2 separate regions of the Homo sapiens genome follow, and region 1 is linked to region 2. Evidence: read pairs that join two places in POLR2A ChIA-PET (ENCODE). Cell type or tissue: GM12878. All regions are shown on one strand. Each heading gives the region's core, and the rest is flanking DNA. Links, peaks and the distances in the headings are about the cores only. Region 1 overlaps SUSD1 (sushi domain containing 1). Region 2 has its middle 49 kb from the start of LINC02977.

Region 1 (15,970 bases), core at 3,540-11,539, 59 kb before region 2:
CAGTTCATATCAGGTGTTAGTGCTTCCCCTGGCCCTCCAAAGCACATTTTCTTGTGATTCTGAAGGCGCTTCCTCCTTCTTTAGCAACGCCTCTGATGCTGATGGATACGTGGCTGCAGAACTACTGGCCAAAGATGTTCCAGATGATGCCATGGAGATACCTATAGGAGACAGGCTGTACTATGGGGAATATTATAATGCACCCTTGAAAAGAGGGAGTGATTACTGCATTATATTACGAATCACAAGTGAATGGAATAAGGTATCTTTCTTTCCAAGCTCTTGTGAACTCTGTATTTTCTTCTTCGTATGACATTTAAATGTTTGAACATTTATTTTCCAAGTATATGAGAGGGTCACTGCATGTAACAATCACAAAATGTTTGTGAATACTTTGCCTTTATGAAGAAGGGACAGGTGAAACCCTTACAGATGATATGGATTCTGAACCACCTGGGGACCTTGCTGAATCAACATTTGGACTGACCTGGTTTTGTTTTTACTCTTAAGCTTTACAGATGCCCTCATTCTATTGCACTGCTGAAGTCTAAGTTGGAAAGAAACATCTAGATTCTCTGTTAACTTCCTTGTGCCCCTGCCAGGCTGCTGCTTCTCTCATTCTCCTGGGAAGCCGAAGATTAAGCACAGCACTCGGCTGTTTTTTGCTTACATCCCTTCCGCAGCTATGGCATAGGTCCCACTTTCCCTTCTACAGTCCTTAGAAAGCTCTTCCAGCAGTGGTTCTTTCCTGAGACGTGGAACTCAATATTCATTAGATAATTAGGAAACATCATGGAGCTGCATTAATCAGTCAGGGATGGAAGATCTGGAAGAACCATTGTGATGGTTGACCTAGGAGAACCCTAAGCTTGTTGTAAATTCATATGGGCCAGTAATGAAAACTAGAAGGATTATATTAATACTAATACAAGCAGCTCTTGACTGATGAATTTGAGATAAAAGTATGTTATCATCTTGAGTGTAAGGTTTATCACATATTTAAAACTGAGACACTCTATTAAATTCTGTGTGGGATGCAAATGTAATGTGTCATGAACATGCTTGCTATGAAACCAATAGTTACTTGTAAGAATGTTCAAGTATCAAAGATGTCTAGCAGCGCTTTGTGACAATAATGGAGGAATAAAGAAAGGAAAGTTAAAGCCCAGAAATATATTGCCCTGAACTTACCAAAAAGGTATTTACAGCTTAGACAAGGCCTTTTCATTAGAAAATTACTTGGGGTTTCTGACTTGGAGTTTTTAGCCATAGACAAAACACTGGCAGTACAACATGAGTGCAATTTAGAGATGGTTCAGAGATCTACTGTCCTAGATTAAGACTTTGGTTGGGGAGGGTATATTAGTCAACTTGGGCTGCTATAGTGAAATATGGTAGACTGGGTAGCTTAGGCAACAGACATTTATTTCTCACAGTCTGTGCTGGGAAGCCCAAGATCAAGGTGCCAGCTGATTCAGTTCCCCAGTGAGGACTCTCTTCCTGGCTTGTGGACAGCTGCCTTCTTACAGTGTCCTCACGTGGTGGGGATGGAGTGGGGAGGGGAGAGCTCTGATTGCTCTTCCTCTATTTATTAGGACACTTATCCCATCGTGAGGGCTCCAGGCTTATAATCTCTTCTGAATCTATTTCTCTCCCAAAGATCCTGCCTCCAAATACCATCACATTGTAGGTTAGGGCTTCGACATTTGAATTTGGGGCAGGGGTTGGGTGGTGAGCAAGGGGCATAGACATTTAATTCATAACAGAGGGAATGAAGTTGGAGGTTAGGACAAGAATTCCGGTTTATTAGCCAGGCATGGTGGTATGTACCCATAGTCCTAGCTACTTGGGAGGCTGAGGCAGGAGATTTCTTGAGCCTGGGAGGCAGATGTTGCACTGAGCTGAGATCATGCCACTGCACTCCAGCCTGGGCAACAGAGTGAGACCCTGTCTCACACACACACACACACACACACACAAAGAATTCTGGTTCATAGGAAACTTTCCTGTGATGTCATTGATACTCTCTTTCATGTAGCTGAACAGAAGAATATGTGGTTATTCTTTAGGATGTTAAAGGAGATGAAAGGGCTTTGAAAACATTTATATTTGGATCTACATATTTAAATTGCGATGACTTTCCCATGGGTTTCAACTGTATTTGTGTGACAATTACAATAAAATCAGTAGTGATTTAATTTTAATTTTTAATTGTGATAAAACATATACAATATAAAATTTACTGTCTTAACCATTTTAAAGTGTAGTTCAGTGGCATTAAGTTCATTCACATTGTTGTGCAACCAGCGTCCAAAACTCTTTTTATCTTGCAGAACAAACTTTATACCCATTAAATGACTCCCCATTCCTTCCTTCCACAGCCCTTGGCAACCAACATTCTACTTTCTGTCTTTTTTTTTTTTGAGGCAGAGTCTTGCTCTGTTGCCCAGGCTGGAGTGCAGTGGCACGATCATAGCTCACTGCAGCCTCAACCCCCGGGGCTCAAACAATACTGGTGCTTCAGCTGCCTGAGTTAACTTGGACCACAGGTGTGCACCATCATGACTGGCTAATTTTTAATTTTTATTTCTTGTAGAGATAGAGTCTCTCCATGTTGCCCAGGCTGGTTCCAAACTCCCAGGCTCAAGTGATCCTCCCACCTTGACCTCCCAAAGTGTTGGGATTACAGGCATGAGCCATCACGCCCAGCCCTACTTTCCATCTTTATGAATTTGACTACTCTAGGTACCTCATATAAGTAGGATCATTCAGTATTTTCTTTTTGTGACTGGCTTATTTCATTTAGCCTAAAGTCTTCTAGGTTCACCCATGTTGTGGCATGTGTCAGAATTTCCTTCCTTTTTAAGACTGAATAATATTCCATTATATGAGTATACCACGTTTGCTTATTCATTTATTCATGGATGAATAATGGGATATTTTCCACCTTTTGGCTATTACGAATAATGCTGCTGTGAACATTGGTATGCAAATATCTGTTTCAGCCCCTGCTTTCAGTTCTTTTGTGTATATACCTGAAGTGGAATTGCTTGATCAAATGATAATTCTATGTTTAATTTTTTGAGGAACTACCATACTGTTTTCCATAGTGCTATACCATTTTCCATTCCCACCAGCAGTGCGTAGGGCTTCCAATTTGTCCATGTCCCTGCTAACACTTACTGTTTTCTGTTTTCTTTTCTTATAATAGGCATCCTATTATAAGGTAGGGTGTGAGGTGACATCTTTTGTTTTGGAAGTGGGGGATGGGGTCTCACTTTGTTTACCAGGCTGAAGTGCAGTGGCCCAATCACAGGTCACTGCAGCCTTGACCTCCCTGGGGTCAGATGATCCTCTCACCTCAGCCACCTGAGTAGCTGGGACTACAGGTGCATGCCATCACACCCGACTAATTTTTCCATTTTTCATAGAGACAGGATTTTGCCATGTTTCCCAGGATGGTCTTGAACTCTTGGGCTCAAGCGATCCACCTGCCTTGGCTTCCCAAAGTGCTGGGATTATAGGCATGAGCCACCACTCCCAGCATGAGATGGCATCTTATTGTGGTTTTGGTTTGCATTTCCCTAATGACAAGTGATGCTGACCATGTTTTCATGGGCTAATCGGCCATTTGTGTGTCTTCTTTAGAGAAATGTCTATTTAAGTCCTTTGCTCATTTTTGAATTGGGTTGTTTTTGTTTTTGTTAAATTTTAAGAGTTCTCCATACATTCTGGATATTACTGTAATCCCTTGTGAAATACGTGATTTGCAAATATTTTCGCCCATTCTGTGGGTTGCACTTTTACTATACATAGTGTCCTTAGATGCATAAAAGCTTGAAATTTTGATGATGATCAGTCTGTCTATTTTTTCTTTTGTTGCCTGTGTCTTGTCATATCCAAGAAGTCATTGAGAAATCCGGTTTCAGGAAGCTTTTTGTTGTCTTCTAAGAGTTTTATAATTTGAGGTCTTATATTTAGGTTTTTGATCCATTTTGAGTTAATTTTTTATATGATATTAGGTAAGGGTCCATATTCATTCTTTTATATGTAGATATCCAGTTTTCCTAGTACCATTTGTTGAAAAAACTTTTTTTTTTTTTGAGACAGTGTTTCAGTTTGTCACCCAGGCTGGAGTGCAGTGGTGCAATCATGGCTCACTGCAGCCTCGACCTCCTGGGCTCAGGTGATCCTCCTGCCTCAGCCTCTCAAGTAGCTGGGACTACAGCTGTGCACCACCATGCCTGGCTAATATTTAAAAATTATTTGTAGAGATGGGGTCTCCCTGTGTTGCCCAGGCTGGTCTCAAACTCCTGGGCTTAAGCGCTTCTCCTATCTCAGCCTCCCAAAGTACTGGGATTACAGGTGTGAGCCAGTGTGCCCAGCCTGAAAAAACTGTCTTTTCCCTATTGAATGGTCTTGGCACTCTTGTTAACTATTATTTGACATATATGCAAGGGTTTATTTCTAGGTTCTCTATGCTGTTCCATTGGCCTATATGTCTGTCTTTATGTCACTACCACACTGTTTTGTTTACTGTAGTTTTGTAGTAAATTTTGAAATCAGGGAGTGTGAGTCTTCCAATGCCCCATTTTGTTTTTCCCTTTGTGTATCTGTCCCAGTAAATAGCATTGCCATGCCTCCCATTGCTAAGACAGAAACCTGTAAATAGTTCTTGTCTCTTCCTTCTTTCTTACCTTCTTATCCAGATCATCAGCAAATCATGTCAATTCTACCAACTTAATTCTGTTTAAAATCATTCTTTCCTCTCCTTTGTCTGCACTGCTCAGACTTTGTCATCTCTTGCCTGAACATCACTTTTCTACCACATCTTTCTGTCTCTTATTCTACCCGTCTCCTTGCTTCATACCACTGCCAGCATGAGTTTTATAAAATGCAAGTATGATCCAGGCATTTCAGTTTAATAAGCTCCCTTCTTCACCTGGCCCCTGCCAGTTTCTCTCCTTTGATATACTCCATTCCCCCAAATGGCCTTGCTATTTGAAGTCCCTTCCATTCTCCAGTGTCTTGAAATATGTTCTTTACTGGTTATTCTTGCACATTACCTTCCATTTCTAATATCTGCACTTAGCATCAAAGCAAATGTTAGTCACATTCAAACGCTTATGGCTATTTTAAGCTTTTCTCAGATTTTTTTTTTTTTTTTTTTTTTTTTGAGACGAAGTCTCATTCTGTTGCCCAGGCTGGAGTGCAATGGTGTGGTCTTGGCTCACTGCACCTCCGCCTCCTGGGTTCAAGTGATTCTCCTGCCTCAGCCTTCCAAGTAGCTGGGAGTACAGGCGCCCACCACCACACCTAGCTAATTTTTATATTTTCAGTAGGGATGGGGTTTCACCATGTTGGCCAGGCTGGTCTCGAACCCCTGACCTCAGGTGATCTGCTCATCTCAGCCTCCCAAAGTGCTGGGATTACAGGTGTGAGCCACTGTGCCCAGCAGCTTTTCTCAGAATTTTTAAGCTTAAATTAAAAAAAAAATTAATAAAATCCAAACCAGAATGCCCAAGGCTGTCATTTGAAAGAGACTCTCCTAATGACATTGGAAGGATCCTCCTCTAACCCTCACCGTGCAGCTTCCTCTGGGGAATATTTTCAAGTCTTATATAGAGCAAGTCCCCAGCATTTGTAACAGGTAAATAAGCATATCATAATGACAGGGGGGAAGAGATATTCATTCCACTGAATCTATAGATTTCTTCTACTATGGATGAGCTTTCATATATGTTCCTGTTGCTTTCTTCCCGGTTCATGGACACATTTTGGGTAACTGACGTTGCTAAGTGACATCTAGATAGATGAAGTATTATATACTGGGACTTCTCATAGCTTTGCCTCTAACATGCATCACTACTTCTTGCTGAACCTTCTGAACGTGTGACCTCAGAATCCTTTTCAGCATAATTCTCTAGGCGGTCCATGCCAGTTGCTCAGAGCTGGTCAGGGGAATGGTCCTTTTTGTCACTCCTGTTGTTGGCCTATCATATATGCTTTCCAAGACCTGTTGGAAACCTATAGAAGTGATCTGTAGGGTCACTTCTGTCCATGCAACCCACGCCGGTCCCTTGAACACTTAGTGATATCACAAGATATTAGAGCTAGATTGGACTTTAAAGGTCTAGTTCAGATTAAGAGATTGAAAAAGCTGAAACTCAGAGGGCTTCAGCCTCCAAACTATATTTAAACTGACACTGTGTGCCACCTAGCTAAATGCATTGCTATGTTTTCCTTTATAGGTGAGAAGACACTCCTGTGCAGTTTGGGCTCAGGTGAAAGGTAAAATTATTTTCTGCCTATGAATGCTGTCCTTATTTCTTTTCTGCAGCATCAAGTTCATATTGATGAGATCTGTTTATATAATTGTCACTGGTGACCAGAACCCAATTCATACTACTTTAAGCAAAGAGCTTCATAGCTGAAAAAAAATGGGAGGAGGGTGAGTGGATGGGAGCTTATGGAATTATACAAAGAGCTACCCCACCAAGAAGGCTCCAGGAACTGGGACTGGGGACTCAACACCGTGAGTGGGACTTTCTATTTTTCTCTTGTTTCAGTTCTCTGTTTCTAAGAGTCACTTGGCTTCGTTTTCTTCTACTGTAGGACATGTGAGAGGGAGTGATGGCAAGCTCCCGCAGCTTACCGATTTCACTGGGAAAACATAGCTTTTCAATTCGGGGAAAGATTCTTTCCTGCTAGGTTAAGTGACTGCCCATTGGATGAATCACTGTTACTAGGAGATGGGCTAGGATGATTGGCCTCCCTTGGGTTTTATGTCTCCTCATGGCTGGTTGGAGGCAGAGCAGTGTGAACAATAGGTCCACTAGGTTTGCAATGAAAGGGAGACAAAATCCCTATCAAGAAATGGGGCACAGGAAAAGATGCCGAAAAGCCAATACAAGAGCTACAACAGTCCACTACCATTCGGCTGTGTAGCTTGTGCACATACACATATAATATTAAGAAAAACTGTAATCCCAGCACTTTGGGAGGCCGAGGCAGGTGAATCACCTGAGGTTGGGAGTTCGAGACCAGCCTGACCAACATGGAGAAACCCTGTCTCTACTAAAAATACAAAATTAGCCAGGCATGGTGGCACATGCCTGTAATCTCAGCTACTCGGGAGGCTGAGGCAGGAGAATCACTTGAACCCGGGAGGCAAAGGTTGCGGTGAGCCGAGATCGCGCCATTGTACTCCAGCCTGGGCAACAAAGGCAAAACTCCATCTCAACAACAACAACAACAAAAAAAAAAAAAAAAAAAAAAAAAGAAAAGAAAAACTTCTTCCCTTAACAAAATGGAACTATCCTATGCATGATCCCACATGGAACCCTAGTGGAAGACAACTGAAAGCTGGGTCCGTTACTGCATCCAGCTCCAAGACCAGGAATCCTGGGGATAGCATCTTCCTCTTGGTCAAGTCCAGATGTGTTTCTTGTGCTCTATTTAAGTAATCTATGACTAAATGGCAAATTTAACCAATCTCAAACCATAATACATAATATGAGAGGGAAAACTGAATAGCACAATAAATACGCTCATTTAGAAAGGAGGAAAAGATAAAGCAATGTACAGTGGTCAGGGGGCCCTGTAGCAGTGATCACCTCTTGCTGGGCAGGACAAGCAAGCATCCCCTGCCCTGGCAGCAGAATGGGTCACTTGGGTGGTCAGTTTGGGTCTGCCTGATGGGACCCCTTGTCCATTTCCTCCAAAGCCTTTCCTTAGAGATGCAGTGGGAACATTTCTGCTGAGCGCTGTATAGCTTAAACCTTTGCCTTGGAAGAGTTATCCAGGCGGGGAAATTGCCTTAGGGTTTGAGCAATCACAGGTCTTTGTTTTCCAGGCTCGGGATTTCCCTGGCAGTACAGTACATTTCTTTAAAACCAACAGGCAGCCAGCCAGTGGATTTGATTCCCAGGAATTCCATTAGTTTGTAGCTAATACCAGAAATCTTGTTGAGTTTATGACCTTGGAATCTGGACCTTTTCCGTGTGGTTTGTGGGTCCTAGCAACAGGCTGTCAAGTTCTGCCCTTAGCCCACAGTATCAGTTTAACCCTTTACCTCCTCTCCCCGCCTCAGAGCAGCATAAAACAATCAACTGGCATGGTGAGGAAGTGCCAGCATAAACTTGCTTCCCTAAGGATTCCACTGGATAGCACTTTTTAATGGGGAATTTTTTATCCTGTCAGTAGAGAATACTGTGCAGGAAATATCTGGGAGGGGCCTGGGGAATTAGGCTTCCTCCATTTGTCTGCTTCTCTCCTGATCTTATTTTCATCTTTTTACCTCTGCTCAAACCAACTGCAACAAGGGTAGAGGACTTGGCTTTTCAGCAGGGTGCAAGGCGGGTTACCTGACTGTCAGCCATCTTGGATTGCTGATGACCAGGCAGTGAGGGCCCCTCTTGACAAAGATGGGTGCTGTCCTGTTTCTGTGTGCAGATGGGCCAAGTCCCTTTACTTGTAGGACTTTAATAAAGGCCACACATTCCAACATTCATAAATTTTTTTTTGCCAGTCCATCCCCTGAAGCTCTAGGATTGGGCATGGCGTTCTCACGAGGAAAAGAGATGCTTTTATCAGAATAATTAAGATGACAAAGCTTCCAGACACAAAAATAATAGCTTCCAGAATCCACTCTACTCAGCAGCTGTTTGCTATGATTGGAAGACATTCAAACTGGGTAGAAGAAATCGCCAAAGAGCTGGCTGCAGTCATTCTGCTATGATTAAATTAACAGGGAGGATTTTGCTTTGAAAATATCTAAGTGGCTTTGGCAGTGCTCTGGTTTCCCCTCAGCTTGAGAACCAATATTGAAGGAGAGTTTGAGCCTTTGAAATTAAACCACTGGAAATCTCTGGAAGATAATAGGAAAAACACTGTTCTGTGGAAATTCTGAAGGCAATTCTAGCAATACTTTTTTATGTATAACATTTACCTGTGTTGTGCACCCATCTTGGGCAGTCTACTTTTTCAAAAAAGTTTGGAGACTGCCATTTCAGAAAGTAATTTGCAGAGAACCGAGATCTAAATTAGTCCTGAAATCGTGCCAGTTCACTCGTGCCAAGGCTCAGCCCCATTCTGGCCTTTGCCCAGTGACAAATTATGCTATTTACCTTTTGCATATTGCCCCTAGAAGAGCTTTGTAAAGATGATCAGGAAACCAGCAGTCGGTTTGATGGAAGATGCAGAGGCCTGGGCTTACTTGCCTGAGTCTTCTGCTACTAATCAGCCAAGTGTCTTTGAAATAGTATTTAACTTGGCCAGTTCTCAGTCGCCCTCTCTCTGGGATCTCTGAGATGCTTTCCAGCCACAGAGTATTATGAGTCTGTGATTTCTTGAGTCACAAAGCAAGGTCATTTGATATATGTGAGATGATAATAAGCTGTAATCGGGGAACATTCTCCAGTCGTAAGCATGAAACCTCTGAGTTATTCGGGACTACTCCTTTTTCTCTTTCAGCCCACATTTAGCACCTTGGGCACGCCTCTCTGATTTTCATTTCTGTGTTCACTCCCTGAGCATAGGCCTTCCTACCTGTAGCAGGGATGACGGGCAAATCCTCCTTCCTCATCTCCCATCACAAGAGTTCAGAATTTCCCTCGTCATTCCAGCCTACACACCACCACCTGACTTGTTTCTAAACTCAGAACTGATTTTGTTTCCTCTGCTTCTGTGGTCCTCCATTATTTTTCAGTTTGGCTTCCAAGTCCTCTATTTGACACAAACATACCCTTCTAATTACATCTTTTATTCTTCTCCATTCAAACCAATGTTCCAGCTGTTTTCTGGCTATGGCCCATGCTTTCTCCTCTTAATGTCCTTGCTCATATAATTACTTGACGACTTCCATCTGGATTTCCTGATCACCCACCTGTGAATCTCTGCTTATCCCACCTGTTTTTCAAGATTAAAATCAAATGCCCTTTCTTCCCTGAAGCTTTTTAAATTTTCTCAACAGGGCAGGATCTGCCCTTCTTTGGCTATTCTGCTATATTTTAGAGCAATGGGTGTGCACTTGTTTTGTCTGTCTTCTACTACTAGATTTTACACCCTTGAAGGGCATTTGAAGAGGAGGAACAGAGCCTGGCATGCATTAGGTGTTCAATCAGAATGCACTGAATTGGGCTGAATGATTACTGAGGAAGCAGCAGTTAGTTTTATGGGAAATGAAGCATAGGAGGTGCAATACTTATCAAATAAGCCAGAGAAGACTTACATCAGGATATAAACCTAGTGTGTATGTATACATATGTATTTACTGTATATGTACATATATGTGTATATATGTACATATATACATGCACACAATCATTTTAAACCTTTATAGTTGTGATGGGAAGAATTCTAATATGGTTCCCAAATTCCTTGTCTTTGGTATACATCTACCTTCTCTCAGTTATTCATTCAAAGACTGTTCTAGGTATTGCTGTGAAGGGATTTTGGAGATGTACTTAAGCTCCCGAATAGGGAGATTATCCAGATAGGCTTGACCTAATCACAGGAGCCCTTTAAATCTGGATCTAGAGGTCAGAGATAGGGGAAGTTGGAGCTTCAAAGAATGAGATGGATTTGACATAGGGAAATTCTCCTGCAGCTTGAAGATGGAGGGGTCCACATGGCAAGGAGTGCAGCTTAACAGAAGGAGCTGAGCAAGGCCTGGCTGCAGCCAGTAAGAAAATGGGGACCCTAGTCCTATAACTGCAAGTGTCTTAGTCTGTTTTGTGTTGCTATAACAGAATACTGGAGGCTGGGTAACTTATTAAGAAAAGAGGTTTATTTAGCTCATGAGTCTGTAGGCTGGGAAGTTCAAGAGCATAGTACTGCATCTGGCCTGCTTCTGGTGAGGGCTACATGCTCACCAGAACAATGGTAGAGAAGTGGAAAAGCCAGCAGGTATATACAAAGAGATCATGTGATGACACAGGAAGCAAGAAAGAGTCTAGGAAGTTGACTCATTTTTATAACAACTAGCTCCCTGGTAATACAGCCCCTCCAGAGCAAGAACTCACTCACCTCTGAGAGAGGGCATTAATCTGTTCATGAGGGCTCCAACCCCATGACCCAAATAGTTCCCACTAGGTCCCAACTCCTGACACCACCACATTGAGGATTAAATTTCAAGTGAGTTTCAGAGGATATAAACTCAAACCATAGCAGCAAGGAACTGAATGTAGCCAATAACCTGAATGAGCTTGGAAGCAGCTTCTTCTCCAGAGCCTCCAGAAAGAAGTTCAGTCCACCTGAGACCTTGATTCTAGCCTCGTAAGGCCCTAATACGGTTTTCTTCTATGTACCCACCCAAATCTCATGTCGAATTGTAATCCCCATGTATTGAAGGAGGGGCCTGGTGGGAGATGACTGAATCATGGGAATGAATTACCCCCTTGCTGTTCTCGTGATAGAGTTCTCATGAGATTTGGTTGTTTGAACGTGTGTAGCACTTCCTCCTTTACTCTCTCTCTCTCCTGCTCTGGCCATGTGAAGACTGTGCCTGCTTCCCCTTCACCTTCTGCCTTGATGGTACATTTCTTGGGGCCTCCCTAGCCTTGCCTCCTGTACACCCTGTGGAACTGTGAGTCAATTAAACCTCTTTTCTTTTAAATTACCCAGTCTCAGGTAGTTCTTTATAGCAGTGTGAGAAGGGACTAATACAGGCCCTGAGCAGAGAACCAGCCACAATGTGCCTGAACTTACCACCCACAGAATTCTGAGCTCATAAATGGGTTAAAGCTACCTAAGTTTGTGGTGATTTGTTAAACTGCAATAAAAATGGAATATAACAGTGTTGCTAATGTATCAAGCATTAATCTTTAAATTAATCTTTAAACTTATCTTTAAATTAGTTTTCCACTTTGATTTCCTTTGCCATCTTTGGCTCTGAATGGAATTCAAGTGAGAAGACCCTAGAATAGCAAAGAGAAATTTAACACAGTAAATAGAAGTCACTGTGCTAATTATTATTTTTATTATTATTTACCATTTGGAGAACAGAATTGGTGCTTTCAGGAAGTGACCATGCCCGTGTATATTCATGAAAAAATGTCCACACCCATGGAGCGTCCTCAAGCTGTCACAAAGTCTGAGAGTAGAAATAGGGCCTTTCTAACTTCCTCTTCAGCATGTGATATTTCTATCAGGGAAGGGGTTAAAGATAAGTCCAGCAAGGCCCCATCACTCCTCCTGAGCACTAGCTCTCTTGAGGGAGCCACCATAAAGAGAATGGTGAAGTTTAGTCTTAATGGACTTACTTTCTCCAAGATTGAGTAACTGATGTGGGATATAACACATGAGTGATTCACTTGGGTTTGTAAAAAAATATTCTACAAGTGATTCAGAAGAAAAATAAACATGGTTCTCTGGCATGAGACCATGGAAAGGTAGGGTAACCAAAGGATGGTGAGGCTATAAAAAATACAATTCAAATTTGCCAGTTGTAAATTTTCTTATTAAGGAATTAATGAGGAAAGTCTCTAAAGAAGCTTGTGTGGCAACACTTGTGAGCACTCTTGATTAGATTGACTCAGATTTTTAGAGTATATATGCAAAGTAGACAAAAAGACATATAACCAGGAACTGATCTACCAGCAAGAATCATTCCTGGAGCCAAACCCAAATTGTGCTATGCAGAATAAATAAAGATCATTTTCCAATACTATGTCTAGAGTAAGGAATAGTTGTGCCCAGGTAGATCCTGCTGGTGGATGGTCAAGTGAAAGTCAGCTTCCTTAACTCCTACTTAGCTTTTGTCCTCTTCGTTTGTGAGGGGATAGTTAGAAGAAAGAAAAGAGCTTGCTACCCTACATAGGTTCAAGTCTTCCAACATGGATGTAGCGTATTCTGGCAGGTTCATACAATTTTCACATGAGATGGATAAACCATTGCAAATGATCTTCAATAAACCTTGAAGAAAATGGAGAGATGTAAGAGGACTAGAGATGAGCAAAGAACAAGGAACTTTGTACAAAGGAAGAACCACCAGAAGTGTAGATGATGGTAACTTGAAGTCAAGGCAAAGCAAGGTCTTCAAGTGATGGCTTGTGTATCCCTGGTAGAAAAAACAGCAGTTCCCGGGAGTCAGGAGCTTTAAGAGCAGATTAGGTCAGATTGCTTTCCATTTCTTCTTGCACAGAGTCAGTAATTGGTCAGGGAAATATGGCACGCATAATAACAATAATGTCCTTGTGGACAATGTGGGGACATGAGAGCTGTATGTGGGCTTAGAAACAAGCTGAATGGCTATGCACAGTTGATATCAACTCATTAACAATTATTGATGAGTTGAAATCAAACCCAAGAATATGCATGATATGGATTTCTGTCCACAGTCATCTTCAGTTCAACATATTCATCAATCAGTGATTAAAATATACAGAGGGTTAAAGTGTAGAGGAAAAAATACACAGAAAAAAACTTGATGTCAGAAGTTGGAAGGAATACTGGGTAGATCGGATGAAATGCCAGTGCAGTAAAGTACCAGCTCCCCCGTTCATCTCCAGAATTGTATTTTCTCTTAAAAACAAAACAAAACAAAACAAATCTAGTTAATTAGTCCACCAAGATGGCATTTAAAAAAATGTTTCTGAGTCATGCACAAAGATGGCATCTTAATGCCTTAATTTGCATTTTTATTACTTGTAAGAGAGCATTTGCTCAAAGTTTTATTGATCATCTGTAATCATGTTTTTCATGTGATTTACCTTTTCGTAGAATTTTCTCATTTCGCTATTGAGGTATGTCTTTATTAATCTGTAACACTCTCTGTATGTTAACTTCTTGCCCATTATTCTAGATATTTTATCCAGCTTGCCATTTGCCTTTTAATCTTGCTTATGGTAGTTTTTGGTATAAGAAGTGCATGCTTTTTAAAGTGGTTAAATCTCTCATTCTCTTAAGGTTTCTGTGTTAACGAATATGCTTAGAAATTTCTTACCCCCTTTAATATTAGGTAAATATTCACTAACATTTCCTAATCCTTTTAGGTTTCAATTTAAGTCTGTAATCCATCTGGATTTTATTTTGATATATGGTGTAAGCTCTAGTGATCAAAATTATTTGATTCTAAATGGTTAGCCAATTTTCTCAGCACTGGTTATGAAAAATTTATCATTTCCCCAATGATCTGAAACAGTATCAAAACAACAAAAACAATAATAATTAACAATAGCTAACATTTGCTTATTGCTTATTCTGTGCCAGGCACTGTTTCAACCTGTACTAACTCACTGACTTCTCCCACTACCTAGAGGTGGGTAGTATTGCTATCATTCCCATGTTATTACAGCATCCCTCAGTGTGGGGACTGAGACACAGAATGGATGAATAACTTGCACAAAGTCACACAGGCAGTGGTGGTGTTCAGATAAAGACTTGGACATCTGACTCCAGTATTCAAACTTTGAAAGTATTTGATATGCTTGGATTTGTTTCTAGGCTATTTTGTTCCAATGTATTCATTCCTATTCTAATACTGCACTGTTTTACTGTCTTGCAATTCAAGTCACTCTCCTAATATTTTTTCTTTACTAATTCTTCACTTAATCACTGTTTCTCCTTCCATTTTATAATCTAGTTTCTTGGCTGGGCATGGTGGCTCATGCCTATAATTCTAGCACTTTGGGAGGCCAAGATGGGCAGATCGCCTGAGGTCAAGAGTTCGAGACCAGCCTGGCCAACATGGTGAAGCCCTGTCTCTACTAAAATACAAAAACTAGCCGGGCGTGGTGGAGTACACCTGTAGTCCCAGCTACTAGGGAGACTGGGGCAGGAGAATCGCTTGAATCCGGGAGGTGGAGGTTGCAGTGAGCCGAGATCATGCCACTGCACTCCAGCCTGGGTGACAGAGCAAGACTCTGTCTCAAAAAATAATAATAAATAAAAATAAAATAAAACAAAATAAGTAATCTAGCTTCTTAAAGTGTCAAGGCCATTTTTCTTCTATAGACTAAAAGCAACCAAATAATATAAGCCATGTTTTCTAGAAAGGCTCTTGGCAGCATTTTTTGAGAATTAGTAACCGCCCAATGAGTTTTCCTTGCCTGCTGCCTAGACAGAGCTGATTTATCAAGACAGAGGAATTGCAATAAAGAGCTTAATTCACACAGAGCCAACTGTATGGGAGACTGGAGTTTTATTATTACTCAAATCAGTCTCCCTGAAAATTCAGGGATGGGGTTTTTAAGGATTACTTAGTGGGTAGGGGGTAGGGGATGGGGGGGTCAGTGAGTCAGAAGTGCTGATTGGTTGGGTTGGAGATGAAATCACAGAGTCGAAGCTGTCCTCTTGCACTGAGTCAATTTCTGGTTGGGGGCCACAAGATCAGATGAACCAGTTTATGGATCTGGGTGATGCCAGCCGATCCATGGAGTGCAGGGTCTGGAAAATATCTCAAGCACTGATCTTAGGTTTTACAATAGTGATGTTAGCCCTAGGAGCAATTTGAGCAGTTCAGAATCTTGCAGCTTCCAGCTGTAGGACCCCTAAACCATAATTTCTAATCTCATGGCTAATTTGTTAGTCTTGCAAAGGCAGTCTAGTCCCCAGACAGGATGGGGATTTGTTTGGGGAAAGGGCTATTATCGTCTTTGTTTCAAAGTTAAACTATAAACTGAGTTCCTCCCAAAGTTAGTTCAGCCTACGCCCAGGAATGAACAGGGGCAACTTGGAGGTTAGAAGCAAGATGGAGTCAGTCAGGTCAGATCTTTTTCACGGTTATAATTTTCTCGGTTATAATTTTTAAAAAGGCGGTTTCAAGTTCTGCAGGGCTGTTTAACACAAGGTGTATTCTATGGCTGGTTTTACTAGTGCCAGGTACTGTACTGAGTTTCCAATAGAAATGCACTCCTCTTAACCTGGCTGTAAAGACCTGAGTTGTACTTAGCCACTCCCACCTTGGTTCCTTAAGGGAATAATAATAGTACCCAATGTGAAGGCTGGTTAGAAGCCTAAATGAGTGAAT
Region 2 (15,970 bases), core at 2,633-10,632:
AATGCTAAGCAATGCTTCTGGGCCCTCCAAGCCTACTGTTACTGCTCTGAAGCCTGCTTGAGTTAATGATGTCACCACTCACTGGTCCCCAAACTCAGTAGTCATCTTGACTAGTCTTCATTCCTCTCACATCCATTTAATGTGTTTGTTGAGGCTCTGCCACGTGCCAGGTAGTATGGGTACAATGGCAAATAAGACAGTAAAAATTCCTGCCCAAGTTAAGGCAATGAGAGTCTTCTCTGGGGTTGTACAATTTGTATTTATTTATTGAGACAGAGTCTCGCTCTGTTGCCCAGGCTGGAGTGCAGTGGCGTGATCTCAGCTCACTGCAACCTCTGCCTCTCGGGTTCAAGCAATTCTCCTGCCTCAGCCTCCCAAGCAGCTGGGATTACAGGCGCCCACCACCACCCCTGGCTAATTTTTGTGTTTTTAGTAGAGACAGGGTTTCACCATGTTGGCCAGGCTGGTTTTGAAATCCTGACCTCAAGTTATCTGCCCACCTTGGCCTCCCAAAGTGCTGGGATTACAGTGTAAAGAGCCACTGCACCCTGCTGGGGTTGTACAATTTGGAATCAGATAGGGGAAATATCAGTCTCCTTCTGGTAATGAAACAGGGAGATGCAAGACCAGGCAACCTCTTGCCGTCATGTTTCCTGTCATGTGGAGAAATTCAGAGGAAAGTAAGCCTGACATTAAGAGAAAGTTGGAAGTGAGAGATGCAGAGAGGAGCCTGGCAGCAGTGTCCAAGATGCTGTTTCCAGCTGTCCCCAGACCAGTGCACCCTGCTCTTGCTGCATTTCTGTTAACGTTTTAATAATTTCCACTTTCTGCCTAATGGTTAGAGTTGTGTTTCTGTCACTTGCAGCCAAATCATCCTTGAATGATACAGACAAAGCAAACAGGCACCCACTATCCCACCCTCAGAGATCACCCATCTTCACATCGTGGTGTATATTCTCCCAGTAGCATCGCTTAAAGCACCTGTCCGGGTCCGTCATCCTGATCATGGCCCCAATTCACAGAGAGTGACCTCCAGGTGCCATGTGAATACACTTATTCCTACTCATGTGGCCATAGTTTATTAATCCAGACATTCACTTCTGGCCCATATTGGGACTATCAGAAAAATTCCTAAAATTTTACCTTTGGACTATAAGGACACAGGGACTAGATGGGAATCAGTTCATCAGAGTTGTAGAGGGAGAAGTTCCTCAAATCCATCTGTTGAGAAGAATCCTGGCATTATTGTTCCTTATCTGATCATATCTTAAAAGTATAACACTTCCTGGCCAGGTGCGGTGGCTTACGCCTGTAATCGCATCACTTTGGGAGGCCAAAGCAGGCAGATCACAAGGTCAGGAGTTCAAGACCAGACTGACAAACATGGTGAAACCCCCATCTCCACTAAAAATACAAAAATTAGCCAGGCATGGTGGCACGCGCCTGTATCCCAGCTACTCAGGAGGCTGAGGCAGGAGAATCGTGTGAACCTGAGAGGCGGAGGTTGCAGTGAGCTGAGATTGTGCCACTGCACTCCAGCCTGGGTGACAGAGCTATACTCTGTCTCAAAAAAAAAAAAAAAAAAAGTATAACACTTCCTGCAATTTCATGAGATATTCCGCATTTTTCCAATAAATTCATTCCCTCTTTTTTCTTTAAGTTGGCTATATCAGCCTTGGTTTATCACAAACAAAAAGTTTAACTCTTAAATTCTTTCAGATTTTCTCTATCTGTGGATATGTGTGAATATATAACATGTAATGAAAATTGGACCATACTCTATAAACCATTTTGTAAGAAACTATGAACATTTTTCAAAGACAATAAATATTATTTATTATTAACAATATAATAATGTATATATGTACTATTGTTTATTTAACCTACTTCTTATTTTTGGCCATTTAGGGGGTTTAATATTTTTCTCTATTATTAAAAACTTCTACTTCTTTTTTAGGGTAGATAAATTCCTGAAAGTCACATTGCTGGGCCAAGTAAATGCAATTTGGAAGACTTTTAATTTGTATAACCAAATTATTTTAGAAAATGTGTGCCAATTTACATTGTCATTCTTGGAGAATAATAGTAATTTCCTTATACGGTCAACAACATTAGAAATTGTAATTATTTTGTATCTTTGTCAATCTAGTAAACAAAATGACACTGCTTTGTTTTAATTTGCATTTGTTTGATCATTGTGAAATGAATATTTTTTCAACCCAAATTCGTGGCTATTTGTATAATTTCATTTGTAAATTGTGTGTTTTGGTGCTTGCTTTGGCGGCACATATACAAAAATTGGAATAATACAGAGAAAATTACCGTGACTCCTGTATAAGATGACATGCAAATTTTGAAGAGTTCCATATTTTCATAAGAATGATACAATGAACTTTCGGGACTGGGGGTGAAGGTTGAATGGGGAGTGGAGGATAAAAGACTACATATTGGGTACAGTGTGCAATGCTTGGGTGATGGGTATGCTACAATCTCAAAACTCACCACTAAAGAACTTATCCATGTTACCCAAAACTACCTGTACCCCAAAAACTATTGAAATAAAAATTTAAATTAAAAAATATTTTTAAAAAATATCTGTTTTGGTCCTTTGTCCACTTTTCTGTTGGAATTTTAATTTTTTCATTTTTAATTTGTAAGAAACATAAAAATATATATATATATTCAAAATGCATTTGATATTTGAAAAATATTTGTGCTGTCACTATTTTTCCAGTTTGATATTTGTCTTTTATTTATTCTTTGTTATTGTTTTTATTGTCGCTGCTTTACAGGAGTATTTACTTTTATATGACCTTTAGTCTTATTAATATTTTCCTTTGTAGTTTCTGATTTTTATGCTATGCTTCTAAGGGCTTTTCTTTCTTTCTTTTTTTTTTTTTTTTTTTTGAGTTGGGAGTCTCGCCCTGTTGCCCAGGCTGGAGTGCCGTGGCAGGATCTTGGCTCACTGCAACCTCCGTCTCCCAGGTTCAAGCAATTTTCCTGCTTTAGCCTCCTGAGTAGCTGAGTTTACAGGTGCCTGCCATCACGCCAGGCTGATTTTTGCATTTTTAGTAGAGACGGAGTTTCACCATGTTGGCCAGGCTGGTCTCGGACTCCTAACCTCAGGTGATACGCCCCCCTCGGCCTCCCGAAGTGCTGGGATTATAGGCATGAGCCACCATGCCTGGCCTCTAAAGGTTTTTCGCATGCCAATATTATATGAATATTCACCTACATATAGGCACACCTTGTTTTGTTACACTTCACTTTATTGCGCTTCACAGATACTGCATTTTTTCCAAATTGGAGGTTTGTGGCAACCCTGCATGAAGCAAATCTCTTGGTGCCTTTTTCTTAACAGTATGTGCTCACTTTGTGTCTCTGTGTCATATTTTGATAACTCATGTGATATTTTAAACTTTTCCATCATTATGGTGATCTGTGATCGGTGATCTTTGATGTTACTATTGTCATTGTTTTGGGGTGCTATGGATCACGCCAATATAAGACAGCAAACTTTTTTTTTTTTTTTTTTTTTGAGAAGGGTTTCACTCTGTCACCCAGGCTGGAGTGCAGTGGCACAATATCGGCTCACTGTAATCTTGCTTCCCGGGTTCAGGTGATTTTCCTGCCTCAGCCTCCCGAGTAGCCAGGACTACAGGTGTATGCCACCACACACGGCTAATTTTTGTGTTTTTAGTAGAGACGGGGTTTCGCCATGTTGGCCAGGCTGGTCTCAAACTTCTGACTTCAAACGATCCACCTGCCTCGGCCTCCCAAAACTCTGGGATTACAGGCATGAGCCACTGCACCCACAAAGACAACAAACTTAATTGATAAATGCTGCGTGTGTTCTGACTGCTCCACTCACTGGCTGTTCCTTATCTGGCTTCGTCTCCTTGAGCCTCTCTATTCCCTGAGACACAATAATATTGAAATCATGTCAATGAATAACCCTACAATGGCCTCTAAGTGTTCCAGTGAAAGGAAGAGTCACATGTTTCTCACTTTCACTCAAAAACTAGAAATGATTAAGCTTAGTGAGGAAGCCAGATGAAAGCCAAGATAAGCTTTCAAAGCTAGGCTTCTCATGCCAAACAGCCAAGTTATGAATGCAAAGGAAGAGTTCTTGAAAGAAATTAAAAGAGCTACTCCAGTGAACATACAAATGATCAGAAAGCAAAACAGCCTTATTGCTGATATGGGAAAAGTTTTAATGGTCTAGATACAAGATCAAAACAGCCACAACATTCTCTGAAGCCAAAGCTTAATCCAGAGCAAGGCCCTAACTCTTTTCACTTCTATGAAGGAAGAGAGAAGTGAGGAAGCTGCAGAAGGAAAGTTTGAAGCCAGGAAAGGCTGGTTCATGAGGTTTAAGGAAAGAAGCCATCTCTATAACATAAAAGTACACAATGAAGTAGCAAGTTCTGATGTAGAAGCTACAAGTTATCCAGAGGATTTAGTTAAGATAATTGATGAAGGTGGCTACACTAAACAACAGATTTCCAATGTAGATGAAATAGCCTTCTAGTAGAAGAAGATGCCATCTAGGACTTTCATAGTTAGAAGTCAATGTCTTCCTTCAAAGCTTCAAAGGACAGGTCGACTGTCTTTTTAGGGGCAAATGCAGCTGGTAACTTTAAGTTGAAGCCAATGCTCATTTACCATTCCCAAAATCCTAGGGCCCTTAAGAATTACACTAAATCTCATGCCTGTAATCCCAGCGCTTTGGGAGGCCAAGGTGGGATGATTGCCTGAGCTCAGGAGTTTGAGACCAGCCTGGGCAACACAGTGAAACCACATCTCTACTAAAATACAAAAAAATTAGCCAGGCGTGGCGGTGTGTGCCTGTAGTCCCAGCTACTCGGGAGGCTGAGGCAGGAGAATCGCTTGAACCCGGGAGGTGGAGGTTGCAGTGACCCGAGACCACACCACTGCACTCCAGCCTGGGCAACAGAGCGAGACTCTGTCTAAAAAAAAAAAAAAAAAAATTACACTAAATCTACTCTGCTTGTGCTCTATAAATGGAACAGCAAAGCCTGAATGACAGCACATCTACTTATAGCATGGTTTACTGAATATTTTAAGCCCACTGATTCGCCTGGTACAAAGTTGTTTAACTTTTTACATGAAATATTTGTCATCCCCTCCCCACCCAACCCACTCCGCCATTTGCTTTCTCTTATAACAAAGTCCTTAGTTTAGTATTTTCCAAGGTCAAACTCTGGGTTCTCTGCCCTCTAGTCTCCACATTCTCTAAGCTTATTTTTCATTTAGGTTTCTTATAGGACTGAGTATGGGACTGCAGTTTAGCTTGAAAAGAGACAAGCTTATATTACTTGAAAGGAAAGGGCATGTATTATGAGGTTTGCAGTATAACCTGAACTTTTTGCATTTTTAGGTGGAGAAAGGGGTCAAACAGCCTTGCCACATCTGAAGAGTTGACCTATGGCCTTGTTGTAAGGTAATTTTTTTGCTTTAGGGCTGCTACAGTGAGGAGTAAAGCTTTGAAGTGTATTGGGTTAGTAGAGATCTTGGTAGAAATGGAGAACTGTGTATTAGAGATTTTCATATCAAGCAGTTTATGGTATTTGTTAACATTTTCTAAATCTTTATGTCAGTAATTACATTCTTTTGAAACTCAGGATAAATATAGTTATTTCCGTTGCTTTATTTATTTAATAATTAGGTTTGCCAGAGATTTATCTCTTTAATTGGTTTTTGTTTTCCCAAAGAAACAGCTCGAGTTGATTTATCTGTTCTATCCATTTTTGTTTCCTAATTAGTAAGCTTTCACTTTCATCTTTATCATTTTAATCTTCTTGGTTTTCTTAGGATGAATTTTGTTTAAATCCTTGTCATTAAATGTTAAACATTTTTGTTATTCTGTTTTGTAATAAAAGCATTATTAAATGACAGTATTCCATTAATATTTATAAGTTGTATTTTATAAATAATTTGCAATAGTATTTTAATTTGGTGGGGGGAGGTGTGAAGTCTTTTCTAGTTTCCAGTTGGTTGATATTAGAAATCAAGATGGAATTTTTGTAACACCTCTCAGTAATAGTAATATTTATATCCAGGAATATGGGAATGCAGAAATCATCCTTATTCAGCCACTCTATAATTTTCCCTAGAGTTTTCTGCAGAGCTATATTAAAAAACACCTCTAATCAGTCTTAGAAACATGTCTCTTTTAAAACCTAGCAGTGCTCTCTCTAACCTGGCAAAAGTTTCATATTTTTAAACCACAGCCTTGTTCCATGTGTCATGTTCTCCTGTTGGTGGTGAATCATCAACGTGTCAGTTTTGCATAGTACTGAGGTGTTCTGCCTTGCTATCTGGCTCTTGAAAGGCCCATTGAAGAATGCCTTTACCCAGCTCCCTGAAAGACGTATAATAGCCTAGGTGAGCTAGAGAAAGAACTCAGGAATGGGAATATCATGGCAGCACTGAAACTCACTTACTTATTATATACAATAACTGGAAATGTAGTTCTAAAGTGACTGCAAAAATCAAAGATTATTACTGAAGTTGGTAGTATGGGCCAGGCACAGTGGCTCACGCGTGTAATTCCAGCACTTTGGGAGGCCGAGGCAGGTGGATCACCTGAGGTCAGGAGGTCGAGACCAGCTTGGCCACATGGTGAAACCCCGTCTCTACTAAAAATACAAAAATTAGCCAGGCATGGTGGCACATGCCTTTAATCCTATTTGGGAGGCTGAGGCAGGAGAATCTCTTGAATCTGGGAGGCGGAGGTTGCAGAGAGCCAAGATCGCGATTGTGCCACTGCACCCCAGCCTGGGGAATAGAGCGAGACTCCATTTCCAGGGGAAAAAAAAAATTGATAGTATGCCAAATGTGTACAAAAATAACCTGAGTGTAAAACCTATACTTGCGGCTGGGCATGGTGGCTCACGCCTGTAATCCCAGCACTTTGGGAGGCCAAGGCGGGAGATCACGAGGTCTGGAGATTGATACCATCCTGGCCAAGACGGTGAAACCCCGTCTCTACTAAAAATACAAAAATTAACCAGGCTGGTGGCACGCCCTTGTAATCTCAGCTACTCGGGAGGCTGAGGCAGGAGAATCGCTTGAAACTGGGAGTCGGAGGTTGCAGTAAGCCAAAATGGCGCCACTGCACTCCAGCCTGGCTACAGAGTGAGACTCCGTCCAAAAAAAAAAAAAAAAAACCAAACCAACCAAACAAACGAAAAAACCTATACTTGCACTATTTTATTCTTTTTCTGTCATTATCTTCTCTGCTAACCTGTAGGCTTTATGAGGGAAGAGATTGTCTCTTTTCTTTACCATTGAGTACTCCATGTCTTACACACACTAGTTGCTCAGTAACCAATACTGAACAGTGAAGGGAAAAAAAGGTAGGCTAGTCAAAATTTTAAAAACCTTTTTCTTATTATGCAAAGAAATAAAGACAAGTACTAATAGAGTTAGAAACATTTATTTTCCAAACACTACTAAAGGTCTAAGTAATAAAACTTTAAGCTAAATAGCAGAAAATAGAAAACAAAAGGAAAAAAACAAAGCATAAGAAAAAATTCAAAACATAAAAGTAAAGACCAGAGGTCAAATTAATCAATTCTGACAATAAATGTAAATGGGTAAAATTATCCTATTAAAAGACAAATAGATTAAAATTTAAAGTTCTATTATTTATTTGCCCTTAATATCTTATAAATAAATTTTATTTACATCAAACAGGCCAGACATCTGGCATTCAAAAATACCTACAGCTATAAAGTTAGAAGCTGTGAACACAGCCAAGGAGTGTTGGAGGTGTTGAAATTTTAAAATCTTCATGAATAACACAATCATTGAAGTTACATCCAAAAAGAACAGAGAAGAGGCAATATTGAAAGTATGAGGATAGGAAAGTGTCACTGATGCATTTTTGGAAACAGTATATTCACCTAAAGGCACCTTTCAGGTGATAGCTAGCTTTGGGGCATTAGAAATTAATAATAAAAAATAAATTACCCAAAGGCACAGATGAAACATTAACAGAAGTATAAAAGTAATTTTATGTAAGGTTAAAAACCTGTTTAAAAATACTTCCAGGCCGGGCATGGTGGCTCATGCCTGTAATTCCAGCATTTTGTAAGGTTGAGGCGGGTGGATCACTTGAGCCCAGGAGTTTGAGACCAGCCTGGGCAACATGGCGAAATGCTGTCTCTACAAAAAATACAAAAAATTACCCAGGCGAGGCAGTGCACACCTGTAGTCTCACCTAACCAAGAGACTGAGGTGGGAGCATCACCTGAGCCTGAGAGATCAAGGCTGCAGCAACTATTCTGTCACCCACTCCAGCCTGGGGGACAGAGTGAGACCTTGTCTCAAAACAAAACAGAACAAAAAACCAAAAAACTTCCAAATCTATTTTTAAAAAATCCATTACACAGACATTCAGTTTAAACTTAGCATTAAAATGTGTACCCAATACTCTACCTATTTGTAAATTCATATCAACATTAATTTATAATGTAGCATTTACTGCCAGTACTAAAAGAGGTTATCAGAAACCAGCTTCCTACCAAAATCTGGACAAAATATTTTAAAGCTAGTGAAATAATTTATCACAGGCCTATTTACTAGTGAGAAAATGTGGGCTCATTCTGTATACACAACTCCCTCACAATCTTAAGGGAAATACAAGTAATGTGTTTCCTTCTACGGAAACAGTATTTAACACATTTAGCAGGAAGGAACATTTCTCTTATTTGTTTTCCTTTCTATTCTCCCTCTCCCCAAAGCTTTATTAAAGGTAAAATTGACAAATAAAACTTGCATATATTTATGGTGTACAACTTGATGTTTTGATATGTGTATATATTGTGAACTGATTAAGTCCATCTAGTTGACATATCCATCACTTCACATACTTATTTTTTGTATGAGAATTTAAAAAATTGGCCATTCGCAGTGGCTCACACCTGTAATCCCAGCACTTTGAGAGGCCAAGGTGGGCAGATCATGAGGTCAGGAGTTCGAGACCAGCTTGGCCAACATGGTGAAAACCCATCTCTACTAAAAATACAAAAATTAGCCGGGCATGGTGGCGGATGCCTATAATCCCAGCTACTCAGGAGGCTGAAGGAAGAGAATCGCTTGAACCTGGGTGGCGGAGATTTCAGTGAGCCAAGATCACGCCACTGCACTCCAGCCTGGCAACAGAGCGAGACTCCATCTCAAAAAAAAAAAAAAAATTACTCTTAGCAATTTTCAAGTAAACAATACATTATTATTAACTTTAGTCACCATGCTATACAATAGCTCTGTAGAATGTATTCATCTAGTCTAACTGAAATTTTTTCTTTTTTTTGAGATGGAGTCTTGCTCTGTCGCCAGGCTGGAGTGCAGTGGAGGAATACCGGCTGACTGCAGCCTCTACCTCCCTGGTTCAAGCGATTCTCCTGCCTCAGCCTCCTGAGTAGCTGGGACTACAGGCATGCACCACCACGCCCAGCTAATTTTTGTATTTTTAGTGGAGACTGGGTTTCACCATGTTGGCCGAGCTGGTCTCGAACTCCTGACCTTGTGATCCTCCCGCCTTGGCCTCCCAAAGTGCGGGGATTACAGGCGTGAGCCACCGCACCTGGTCAGTTTCTTCCTTCTTTTATCTTCTAGGTCAGTTACCCCTCTTCTATCTGCTTTCAATTTTAAAAAATATTACTATCATCTGAATCTACTATAATTTTCTCTTCAATTTTCTTTGTTGGTTTATGCCTTTTGAAAAACTTTCCTTAACATCATTTTAGTGTTTTTTTTTTAAAGAAGAGCAATACATTTATGCATTCAATCTGCTTTATTAATTGGAATCCCTTGCCCATGAAATATTAAAGACACCAATTATTTGGCCAGAAAAATATGATCATACATTCCCCAAAGCAAAAAATCTTCTAGGCCATATTGGCTGGCAGCAATGGAAAAGGAGAGATAAAAATAAGGATATGAGGCCAGGCGCGGTGGCTCACGCCTGTAATCCCAGCACTTTGGGAGGCCGAGGTGGGCAGATCACCTGAGGTAGGGAGTTCCAGAACAGCCTGACCAACATAGAGAAACCCTGTCTCTACTAAAAAATACAAAATTAGCCTGGCGGGCTGGCGCATGCCTGTAGTCCTAGCTATTCGGGGGGTTGAGGCAGGAGAATCGCTTGAACCTGGGAGGCAGAGGTTGCGGTGAGCCAAGATTGTGCCATTGCACTCCAGCCTGGGCAAGCGAAACTCTGTCTCAAAAAAAATAAATAAATAAATAAAATAAAAATAAGGATATGAGACATGGCAGGTTTTGCCACTTAGGCTTAACAGGCCTCAGCTGTGGCCTGAAAATAAGCTACTGTGGGTTTTGTGTGGACCAGGGGCTTCTTTTTCTCACATTCGTTTGGTACTGGTGGCTGCCAAATGGGAACTGTGAAATGTCAGGGACAGTTGGTGGCAACGGGAAAGCAGGCCTGAGCCAGATGGCCCTTCCTTCATGATCTTGTGTCACTCAGCTGCCTGAACTGGGGACCTAGTCAACCCAAGGCTGGGGTCAGTCTTTTTGCTAAACGAGAGATCTCCAGGGCTTACTGAAGAGCCTAAGAAGTCTTAGGTCCAGACTGAGGGCAGGTAGGGGCGCAGAGTAGAAAGAGGATGGAGGTAAAGAGAGGAGTGATGGATGATGGCGGTGGAGAGTTCACCTCTCTTGTGGTTGAGCGTTCAGTGGCCTGGTTAGAATTGCCGTCTCTCAAGCATACTAAAGTTTGGCATGAGCCATTCTGGGGCCAGAACTGCATGAATATTCCTGAGGGTTTCTGGCCTTCTCTTCAGAAGCTAGAAGGGTGACGCTAGGTTTGTGAAGGAGCAGGGAGAGGCCATTCTGAGCAGGGCCTCTTTCACGTGCAATGTGGGTGAGAGCTTCTGCCATGCCTTCCGTTGTGAAGGGCCTTGAGTCTCTATAGCTAAACGATTCATCATTGGCCAGGTGCAGTGGCTTACGCCTGTAATCCCAGCACTTTGGGAGGCCAAGGTGGGCTGATCACTTGAGGTCAGGAGTTCGAGACCAGCCTGGCCAACATGGCAAAACCCTGTCTCTACTAAAAATATAAAAAATTAGCCAGGCATGGTAGTACATGCCTGTAATCCCAGCTACTCAGCAGGCTGAGGCAGGAGAATCACTTGAGCCCGGGAGGCAGAGGTTGCCAGTGAGCCTAGATCGTGCCATTGCACTCCAGTCTGGGCAAAAAGAGTGAAACTCCATCTAAAAAAAAAAAAAAAGGAAAAGAAAGACAGGACAACAGAATTATGACTGAGATGGAATATTCCACTCACCAAGTGGGTGAGGGCTCTGTGCAAATTTCTCTCTCTTTTTTTTGAGACAGTCTCTCTGTCGCCCAGGCTGGAGTGCAGGGGCACAATCTTGGCTCACTGCAACCTCCACCTCCCCGGTTCAAGCGATTATCTTGCCTCAGCCTCTCGAGTCGCTGGGATTACAGGTGTCCGCTGGCTAATTTTTGTATTTTTAGTAGAGACAGGGTTTCACCGTGTTGGGCAGGCTGGTCTTGAACGCCTGACTTCAAGTGACCCACCTGCCTCGGCTTCCCAAAGTGCTGGGATTACAGGCGTGAGCCACCACACCTGGCTACATTTCTCTTACTTGTAGAAATAAATGTGACATTTTTTAACCTGAGTACAGTGCAGTAAAACTCACATCAGTTATGCTGGTTTCTAAAAACTGCCCATGTTCAGGTGTTCAGAAGGGGGAGCTCTGTGGTCTAACTTGAAGAACCCAATAGAAGGTTCCCATTGCCCCCACATAGCTCCCCTACCACCTCATCTTTGCCTGGCATTTTTGTCATTAGCATTATTCCTGTACTTCAGGTATTTCCTTAAAGAGGAAACCTTTAACCCCCATGACCTGACTGGCATGGCAGACTGCAAGGAGCTGGACCAAGAGCAGTCCTAATTAGGAGACTTTGCTCTTTGTGGTCTCTTTTCTGCATTTGGTAAAACAACCACGTCAGAGGCCAGTTTTGGCTTAACTGCCCCTCAAAGCACATGGTGTGGTGGTGTGCAGCTTCCTTCCGGGGGCCTCTGCCTCCTCTGCACCCCAGAATCTTTTCCTACCACGGAAACTGCTCCTGACCGCTATTGATCTGCATTAGCAAAAGGTGACAGAAGGCCGGGCGCCGCGGCTCATGCCTGTAATCCCAACACTTTGGGAGGCCAAGGCAGGCGGATCTCCTGAGGTCAGGAGTTTGAGACCAGCCTGGCCAACATAGTGAAGCCCCATCTCTACCAAAAATATAAGAAAAATTAGCTTGGTGTGGTGGCAGGTGCCTGTAGTCCCAGCTACTTGGGAGGTTGAGGCAGGAGAATCACTTGAACCCGGGAGGTGGAGGTTGCAATGAGCCGAGATCGCGCCACTGCACTCCAGCCTCTGCAACAGAGCCAGACTCCGTATCAAAAAAAAAAAAAAAAAAAAGTGACACAAGCACAGCGGGTCCCAAGAGTCTCACAGCCTGCCCCTGCCTCCTGACCTCTCCTCCATATTAAGGAGATGGGGAATCCTTCCCAAGTTTCCCGCTTATAATTTCTTGGATAGAGTACTCCTTTTTCAGGAAGTGGAATTGTGAGTTGCTTACTGGAAACTCCCTTCCATTAATCCTTTTTATATCCATAAGCTCAGGCCAAAAATCTCAGTATCATTCCTGATTCCTCCCTTTCTCTCACTCTCCACATTCAGGCCATCAGTGAGGTCAGTCAGTTCCATCTTCATAAGGCATCTCAAACCACAAGGACATACTTTACATAGAAAAAATAAACCTGTGTGTAGTGCATGGGGGCAATTCGCTAGCAGCTTTTCTATTGAAGAAGGCTAAAGAACACAGGAAGTGGAGGTTAAAGGTTTGACTGCGTAGGAACAAAAGTTTAGGTCTCAGGATTTTAAAACGGGGAATAAAGCTGACTTTTAAAATACACAATATTTTCCACTCTTGCTCTGCCACAAGAAAAAAACTTCTTTTTTTTTTTTTTTTGAGATGGAGTCTCACTCTGTTGCCCAGGCTGGAGTGCATTGGTGCGATCTCGGCTCATTGCAACCTCTGCTTCCCAGGTTCAAGCGATTCTCCTGCTTCAGCCTCCCGAGTAGCTGGGATTACAGGCACCCGCCACCACACCCAGCTCATTTTTGTATTTTAGTAGAGATGGGGTTTCATCATGTTGACCAGGCTGGTCTTGAACTCCTGACCTCAAGTGATCCACCCACCTCAGTCTCCCAAAGTGCTGGGATTACGGGTATAAGCCACCTCGCCCAGCCGAGAGAAAAAAAAAAAAAAACTTCCGAGAATTGATATGTGCAGTCTGCACACATATACATCCCAATTTTAGTCAAAAGGCTTGTTGCAGTCAAATCAGACTTCATACAGGCACATAAACTGGAGGGCGGAGTTCAGCCAGGTGGTATCAGTTTCAGGTGACCTGTGAGTTCCCTGGAGGCAGAGTGGTTGAGGTCATATGGTATCAAGGCTGACGGGGGGACAGGGGACTGATGGATCATGAGGACTTGTTCCTTGAGTCTGTAGCTCAGTGGTTGTTCTTCAGGACAGGGACCCTTTTAGTCAAGGCCTGGAAGGGAGTCTTTTCAGAGGAAGGAGGTGTGAATTAGGGAGACGTGGAGTGAGGGAGAGGAGTTCATTACCTCCACCAGACCATGAGCTCCCTGAGAGCTGGGCCAGAGACTGGACTCCTTTGAGGATCCAGTGAAGAGTGTTTTCTTTCTGGCACAAAGGCTGGGGTGATTCTGCGGACACAAGCAGGTGCCCTGGTATTTATTGCAAGTGCCAGATGCCAGATTCTAATTGGGATCAACATCTTCCTCACCAGCCTGAAGTTCTGCACAGATGTTGGTTTTCCTTCCCTAGAGAGGGCTCACTAATCGTTAGACCCAAAAGGAAACCCTTGTAGAGACCTCCTTCCTTCCTCCACCCCTCCACTTTATAAGAGGATGTGGCTGGCTGGGCACGGTGGCTCGCACCTGTAATCCCAGCACTTTGGGAGGCCGAGGTGGGTGGATCACCTGACGTCGGGAGTTCGAGACCAGCCTGGCCAACATGGTGAAACCCTGTCTCTACTAAAAATACAAAAATTAGCCAGGCGTGGTTGTGCATGCCTGTAATCTCAGCTACTCAGGAGGCCAAGGCAGGAGAATCACTTGAACCTGGGAAGCAGAGGTTGCAGTGAGCCGAGATCACACCACTGCTCTCCAGCCTGGGTGACAGAGTGAGAGTGAGACTCTATCACTCTGTAAAAAAAAAAAAAAAAAAAAAAAGAAGATGTGGTCATGGTGGGAGGGGTGTGTGGGGCCTCTACCACTTAGTGGCTGGGTAACTTTGGGCAAATTACCTTCCTAAGCTTGTTTTTTTTTTTTTTTTTTTTTCATTTTAAAGGTGAAAAGAATAATGTGACAAGCCTTGTAGGATTGTTATGAGCATCAAACGAGTTAATGAAGATAAAGTGTTTGATACAACAATGTCTGGTTAAACAAGGTCAATGCTCAGTACACCTTAGTTATGATTGGCACCTCCACAAGGGAGTAGGTATGGCTGAACATCTGATCCTCTGTGTCTTGGTCTGGGAAAACCCTGGATCCTGAGTAGCAAATGAGTGGGAAGAGTCCCAAGATGGTGCCAGGAAGGATGCAACAGGCAATGAACTTCCCTATCTCGCCCACCCCAATTATGACATCATCACGCTGATGGGGATTGTGTCCCCACAATGTGGCAGGAATGTACAAGGAGGAGCATCCTTAGAGGCCCAGTGCTGCTCACACCCTGCCCCTGTCTCAGCCTTCAGGGCACCCCAAGTTTGCTGTGCTCTAAGAAATGGGGAAGCACAAATTTCCAGAAAAAGCATAGCGAAGTCAACCCGAGGAGGTTGATAGAGGTTGGTGAGAATTAACTTTTGCCCAAAGAGAGACGCATGGGCTGGAAGAAAGAGAAGAGGCAATTTGTTTTGCAAATCGGGGACCTGGACCTGTCATCAAGTTTCCCACCGTCCAAAGGGGGGTTCATGGCTCATTTTCATGGGACACATGGGCTCGGGATGGGAGTGAGGAAAAGGTGACAGATACACATCTGGGTTCACACTGCTGTGGCTGCTCAGAAGGGAAGGAAAGCAGCCTCTTCTGTTTGGGGCATGGTAGGCCCAAGCCTTCTGAACTGCCCACCCAGCAGAGAAAACAGGCAGGAAGAGAAACTGAACAGAGAAGTGGAGGAGGAAGCTCACACCATGTGGTTGGTGCTGCTGTTGGTTTTACACTGCCAGAGCTAATAACCAGGTGTATTCATGAGGCTTCTGCCTTTTGATAACCTCAGACTGGGCCACATCTTCTGACTTGGCCATAAATGGGGAAAGGGCCTTACCTAAGGTCGGTACTGAGTCAGAGGTAGGACCTGGGCAGGAGGCCTTTCAGCCGTGGTGCCTGCAGGTGGAAAACCCCAGCAGCCCTTTCTCCTGCTCAACCCCCCTCTCTCTCAGGACATAGAACAAGTAGTGGTTTCTCAGTCTCCAGCCAGCTCTATGTTCCTTTCCTCCCTATGCTGCAGGTGTTCCTTTCCTCCCTCCATCACATGCTATCACCACTTGCTCTGTGTCCTGGGACAACTCTCCCCATTCAGAGCCTGATCACAGGGCAGAGGGAAATCTTCCCATCTTCCTCCTCCAGAAAACCAACACACAGACCCTCTTCTCCTTACTGATTTTATTGCTACTCACTAAAGAGAAGTAGAAAAGATCACAAAAAGCAACACATCTACGTGTTAAAAACGTAAGCAGTTTTTTCCTCTCTGATCTCTGATCTGATTCATTTGTGTATTCATTCATTCATTCATTCATCTGTCCATCCATTCATTTGTCCATCCAATGAGTATTTATTAAGCATCTGCTTTGTACCAGGGAGTGTCCTGAGCCGTGAG

The links. Peaks named below come from ENCODE experiments on the same cell type or tissue, not always from the same donor. Only the 100,000 strongest peaks of a DNase experiment are listed, where the experiment ranks them.
Region 1: POLR2A ChIA-PET joins it to region 2 with 10 read pairs; 5 of 35 experiments call an interaction of 5 or more read pairs at or near these places.

The regions. Positions count from the first base shown.
Region 1 is chr9:112,042,720-112,058,689 of GRCh38, reverse strand. It overlaps SUSD1 (sushi domain containing 1), which reads left to right. Exons shown (of 17, transcript NM_022486.5): 14 at 4-262; 15 at 6,252-6,291. Among named protein-coding and RNA genes, the nearest start is that of LINC02977, 10 kb to the right of the region's middle. In GM12878, for the core only: no CTCF peak of the experiment used is centred there; no DNase peak of the experiment used is centred there; H3K27ac peaks cover 349 bases.
Region 2 is chr9:111,983,038-111,999,007 of GRCh38, reverse strand. It overlaps the pseudogene RNU6-710P. Among named protein-coding and RNA genes, the nearest start is that of LINC02977, 49 kb to the left of the region's middle. RefSeq lists enhancers at 13,390-13,739, 15,070-15,169, 15,470-15,529. In GM12878, for the core only: no CTCF peak of the experiment used is centred there; DNase peaks (open chromatin) are centred at 4,057 and 6,307; H3K4me3 peaks cover 305 bases; H3K27ac peaks cover 5,132 bases.